Regions from separate parts of the Homo sapiens genome. Here region 1 is linked to region 2. Evidence: read pairs that join two places in POLR2A ChIA-PET (ENCODE). Cell type or tissue: K562. All regions are shown on one strand.

Evidence for each region. ChIA-PET counts read pairs that join two places held together with the same protein. Peaks named below come from ENCODE experiments on the same cell type or tissue, not always from the same donor. Only the 100,000 strongest peaks of a DNase experiment are listed, where the experiment ranks them.
Region 1: POLR2A ChIA-PET joins it to region 2 with 5 read pairs; 7 of 35 experiments call an interaction of 5 or more read pairs at or near these places.

What each region holds. Positions count from the first base shown.
Region 1 is chr3:12,987,833-12,990,332 of GRCh38, reverse strand. All of the region lies in intron 1 of IQSEC1 (IQ motif and Sec7 domain ArfGEF 1), which reads left to right. Among named protein-coding and RNA genes, the nearest start is that of IQSEC1, 84 kb to the left of the region's middle. In K562, no CTCF peak of the experiment used is centred here; no DNase peak of the experiment used is centred here.
Region 2 is chr3:12,831,774-12,834,273 of GRCh38, reverse strand. CAND2 (cullin associated and neddylation dissociated 2 (putative)) reads right to left here. Exons shown (of 15, transcript NM_001162499.2): 15 at 1-519. The coding sequence ends at 292. Among named protein-coding and RNA genes, the nearest start is that of SNORA7A, 7.4 kb to the left of the region's middle. In K562, no CTCF peak of the experiment used is centred here; DNase peaks (open chromatin) are centred at 979 and 2,317.

The DNA.
Region 1 (2,500 bases), 160 kb before region 2:
AACAGGCTGCCTTAGAAGGCAGTGAGTTTCCCTCATCGGTGTGTGGAGTGAGGCCAGGTGGAGGATTCACAAATTTCAGTTAGCTGAGATGCCCTGCAGGACCATTTTAGCTCCAAGACTCCCACAGCCAATGATTTATTTTTTCAGTGATCCAAGGACTTGGTGGAAAGCTATCAGGATAGTAACACAGGTTTGTAACAATCCTAAAAGTGCCAACGTGTTTTAATAAAGCCAAGTGCCGAGGGGTATTATGGGAGCATTTCATTATTTAGCTCAGCCAGATGCTGAACTAGGACCAGGTTTGGGGCTTATCCAAGTGGACTGAGGGTTTGGTATAAAAGGAACCAGGAAGAAAATTGAGCATCTTATGGCTAATCCTTGAGCAGCAGCTGGGGTCTCTGTCTGTCACTCTAACTTAGGAGGCCTTTAGGTCAGAGAGCCGGACTCTTTGTTGCTCTGGACAAGTCCCTTCCCCTCCCTGAACCAAAGCTTCCCCATCTTTATCATGGGGGACCTAATCCCTACCCAGGCTTCCTTACTGGGGGCTGCGAGTTTGGAAGAGACCGGAAAAACACTTTAGAAGTCAGAACCAGCACTCAGGAGGGTTGAGGGCGGGTGAGGACAAGAGGGACTGAATCCCACAGATCGTGGTAAGCTCAGGTGTGTGGAGTGGCCCAGGGCCAGCCAGCCTTTTGGGGGCTTCAGAGTCATGGATGGGGTTCAGCCTTTCTGTGCTTCCAGTTCAGTGATCCTAGGGGTGCTTGAAGGCAGCTGGGCTGGGTTCGAATTCCAGCTGTCAGCTTCCTAGCTTTGTGCATGACCTTGGACAAGTCACTAGGCCTCCCTGTTTTCTCCTCTTTAAAATGGGGTGATGATGGTACCCACCTCCTAAGGCAGTTATGAAGATAATTCTGTGAAAGTGTGTCAGTATCATACAGTTGTTTTTCTGTTTTCTCCTTTGGGATATCACAGAAGCCACCAGGGATTTCTAGGATCTGAAAGTGCAAATAGAAGCATCAGCTCCATTCATTTACTCATTCAGCAAATATTTATGGAGCACCTACTATGTGCCAGATTTTCAGTTTGGTGCTGGGGTTACCACTGGAGCAAAAGAGACCGAAAGCCATGCCCTCCGGGAGCTTTTATTCTAGTGGCAAGAGACCCACAATACATAAGCAAACAAAATAATTTTGGAGTGCTAAATGCTAAAATCAACCCATCTGCTCCAGTTGGTGTTAAATGTGATTTGCAATGGAAGAACTCTTCCAAAGAGACCAGAGAGGAGAGCCTTGGTTTGGGCTTTGCCTAACCTAGATTCTAGTCTTGGCCCTGCTGGCTTCTAACTTGCTTTGCATCGTTGGGCAAGTTCCTTCCTGTCTCTGATCCTCAGTTCTTGTCTGTGACATAAGAGAGCAAGATGAGCCCTTCTAGCTCGGATGCTGCTGCCTGGTGGCTCTGCAGTCACAGCTTGGAGTCCATGCCTTTCCCCACCCTTATCACATGTACCTTTCTATTTTAAATGTGGTCACCTGTCATAGAGAAGGGTGCAAGGACAAACATGCACAGCTTAAAGAAAAATAAGAACATGCGTGTGACCACTGCATGGGTCAAGAGACTGAGCATTGCCCAAAGCCCCCGTGTGCCCCTCCCCAGCCTGCTCCTCAGAGATTGTCGTCATCCTGACTTTGTGCTAATAATGTCCCTCTTGCCCTTCCTGTCGTACCACCTATGGAACAGCTTTTTACAATATAATTTTGCTTTTATTATTTTTGAGCTGAATATAAACAGGCTGTGGATATTTGTTCAGGTCTGGCTCCTTTTGCTCAAAGTTGCATCTGCGAGATTCACCTATGCAATAAGTTGCTGTTCATTCTTTTATTTTTATTGTATTTATTTTTATTTTTATTTTTATTTTTTTGAGATAGAGCCTCGCTCTGTCGCCCAGGCTGGAGTGCATTGGCGCAATCTCAGCTCACAGCAACCTGCACTTCCCGGGTTCAAGCAATTCTCCTGCCGCAGCCTCCCCAGTAGCTGGGATTACAGGCTCCTACCACCACGCCTGGCTAATTTTTTGTATTTTTAGTAGAGATGGGGTTTTGCCATGTTAGCCAAGCTAGTCTCAAACTCCTGACCTCAAGTGATCCACCTGCCTCGGCCTCCCAAAGTGCTGGGATTACAGGCGTGAGCCACCGCGCCCAGCTGTCCTTTTAAATAAATAGTATTTCATTGTATCGACAGGCCACAGCTTATGTATGCAGTCTACTGTGATGGACCACATGGGTTGTTTTCAGTTTGGGGCTGTTGCTCTTGAACCTGTGTCCCAGCACACATGGCATGAGCTGTCTCTGGGGCACATACTGGCTGTAAAGCAAGCATACAGCCTTGCCCCAACCCCACACTGGGCATTGTCGGTCTTTGTCGTTTTCACTCACCTGGTGGGTGGGTAATGGTTTCTTGCTGTGGTTTGAATTTGCATCTCCCCGATGAGGTTGGGGATCTT
Region 2 (2,500 bases):
CTATGGAGGGGTACAGTGTGAAGTCACTGGAAAACTTCCTCACCCTATTTCTTTGGATGACTGTCCTGAGTTAAGGAAGGGGCCCAACTGTTGGCAGCCTCACAGCTTGGGCTGGGGGCCTTTGAGTTGGGTCCCTGGAGAAGGCACTGTAAGCCCTGACCAGGAGCGACAGGGCCCCCAGTGAGATGGTGGAAGGGCAAAAGTAGAGACCTGCGATGGTGGGATGGGGAGGCCTCGGACTTGGGTGGGCTCCTTTCTCTTAAGCGAGGGCCCACCTTGGTGCTGAGGGGACTAGCTGAGCTCCATTGAGTCTGTGCTGGGGGCTGAAGCGGAATCCTTCTGGATGCTTTCAAAGAGGGCAGCAAGTTCAGGGTTGGATCTGATTTGGGAAGAGAAGTCGGCCATGATGGGGCTTTTCCCCACCTCGGGGATGGTCAGCAGGGCAGCCACTGCCCTCATTGCAGAGCGCTTCAGTTCATCTTGCTTTTCAAACTCCTGCTTCACAGAACCAGCTTTGACCTAAAGTAGGAAACAGCAGAAGCAGCCATCCTTTATTGAGCCTGGCCCACACCACTGCCTCCTCACTGGTCTTTGGCTTCCTCTCTGCCCCATCATCTTCCCCAACATAAATCCCTGCTGCGAGGTCTCCTGAGGCTTCTGTCTCACCAGCTATTTCCTAACTCCACCTCTGGGCTTTTGCACTGGCTAGTTTCCCCACAGAGGTTCTTTGCCATTCAAATCAGCTTGAGTACAGCCTGAGGGGCCTCTGAGCAGCCAATCTGAAGTGCTCGCTTTTTGTTAATTGACAGTGGCAAGTACTGTGTTCCCATACTTACCTCCTACAGACTGCAGGGATCCAGCCTATATTTGCTGTGCTTAAAACCAGCTCTTAGCACCATATGACTAGACTGAATGAATGGATCACTGCGATGGTCTTCTAGCAGCCTCCTCCCCATACTCAAGTCCCTGCCCCGCAATCAGTTTTGCAGATGCAGCCGGAGTGTAAGCACCCCAAACTACCTCCTGCAGTTTCTGTTTCCTCTTCCCCCACCATCTCCTACCTAGGCAGAGGAGCTCAGTAATTCCTCCACTGCTTATGGACTAAAGTTCAAGTTCCTTATTATGCTGGGCTCTTCCTAAAGAATTCAATGCAGTGGGTAACAGCTTGGCATTGGAGTTGCAGAGTCCTGTGTTCAAATGGCTCTGCCCCCAAGAGCTGTGACTTCAGGTAACTACATCTTTGAGCCTCATTTCCCCATCTATAAGTAAGAGCTGCCTCGTCGTAAGAGTTGCCAAGAGGATTAAACGACACAAGTCCACACTCCCTTCTCTGAAACCCCTGGAGCCAGATGTGCTTTGGAATCCAAGACATTTTGGGTTTTAGAAAGGTAATACTGTGCAGATAACATTCCCGAGGGGTTTTGTACAATACCCTGTAATCAAATACATGAATACTCTACTACATGTATGAGTAATGTGAGTAGTACAGGTGTCCCTCAGTATCCATGGGAGTTTGGTTCCAGGATCCCAGGGGATGCCAAAATCCTCAGATGATCAAGTCCCTTATATAAAAGTGGTACATTGGTAAGAATTAAAGATCATAGCCTCATGCCACTTCAAGTCAAGTTGTGTGACAAACAGGTTCCTAAAAAGCTTTTGGTTGTCAGAGCTTGGTAGATTTCAGGGTCATGGGTAAGGACTGTGGGTGTGGATTTACCCATGCTCATCCCAATGCCCAACAGACAGCATCCTCCGCGTGGCCAGATGAGTGGCTCTTGTGGAAACTCAGGGCAGAGCTTCTCTTGCCACCTCGGCTTTACTGCAAGAATGTTCTGGCACTGCAGTGCCATATATACCTCCCTCTTAAGAACTGGGACTTTTCTTGGTGCCATAGAGCTCAGAGAAAACCAGAAATGAGAGACTGTCAAAACTGGCCTGGCCCTGTAGAAGTGTTTTTTTGGATGGACTCAATAATAAGCATATGTTAAAAATGTAAACTTACAAGGCAGGTTTCTATGAATAAACTACCAATTTTAGTGTTTTATCCACAGAAGATTTCATTTTTGAAAATCACCACTTTATGGGTATCTCTCCTCTTTAAGTGCCAACCTAAAACACTGCTCTCCTTTTGGTAATGATTCCCATCCTTAAAAAACCCAAATGTATTCTTTCATTCAACAGGTATTTACTAGGTACCACGTAGGTGCGCCAGGCTCTGCTCCCAACGCCAGCTTTCCATGAGGGCTTGCACCCCACATCCCTCCTCCAGACCCTTCAGGCACTCCAGTCTAGCAGCAGCTTTGTCCTAGACCAGTCATCTGACCCAGCTTCCCAACAAGGAGGTGAGAGATTGACAGTAGGGAACCTATCAGGCTCAATGTTACATCTTTAGTATCTCCCACGAGGCTCAGCACCCAGGAAGTGTTTAATGAATGGAAGGAGAGACAGAGGTGGGTCTGAATCCAGCTCTGCAATTTACTAGCTGTGTAGCCTTGGCCAA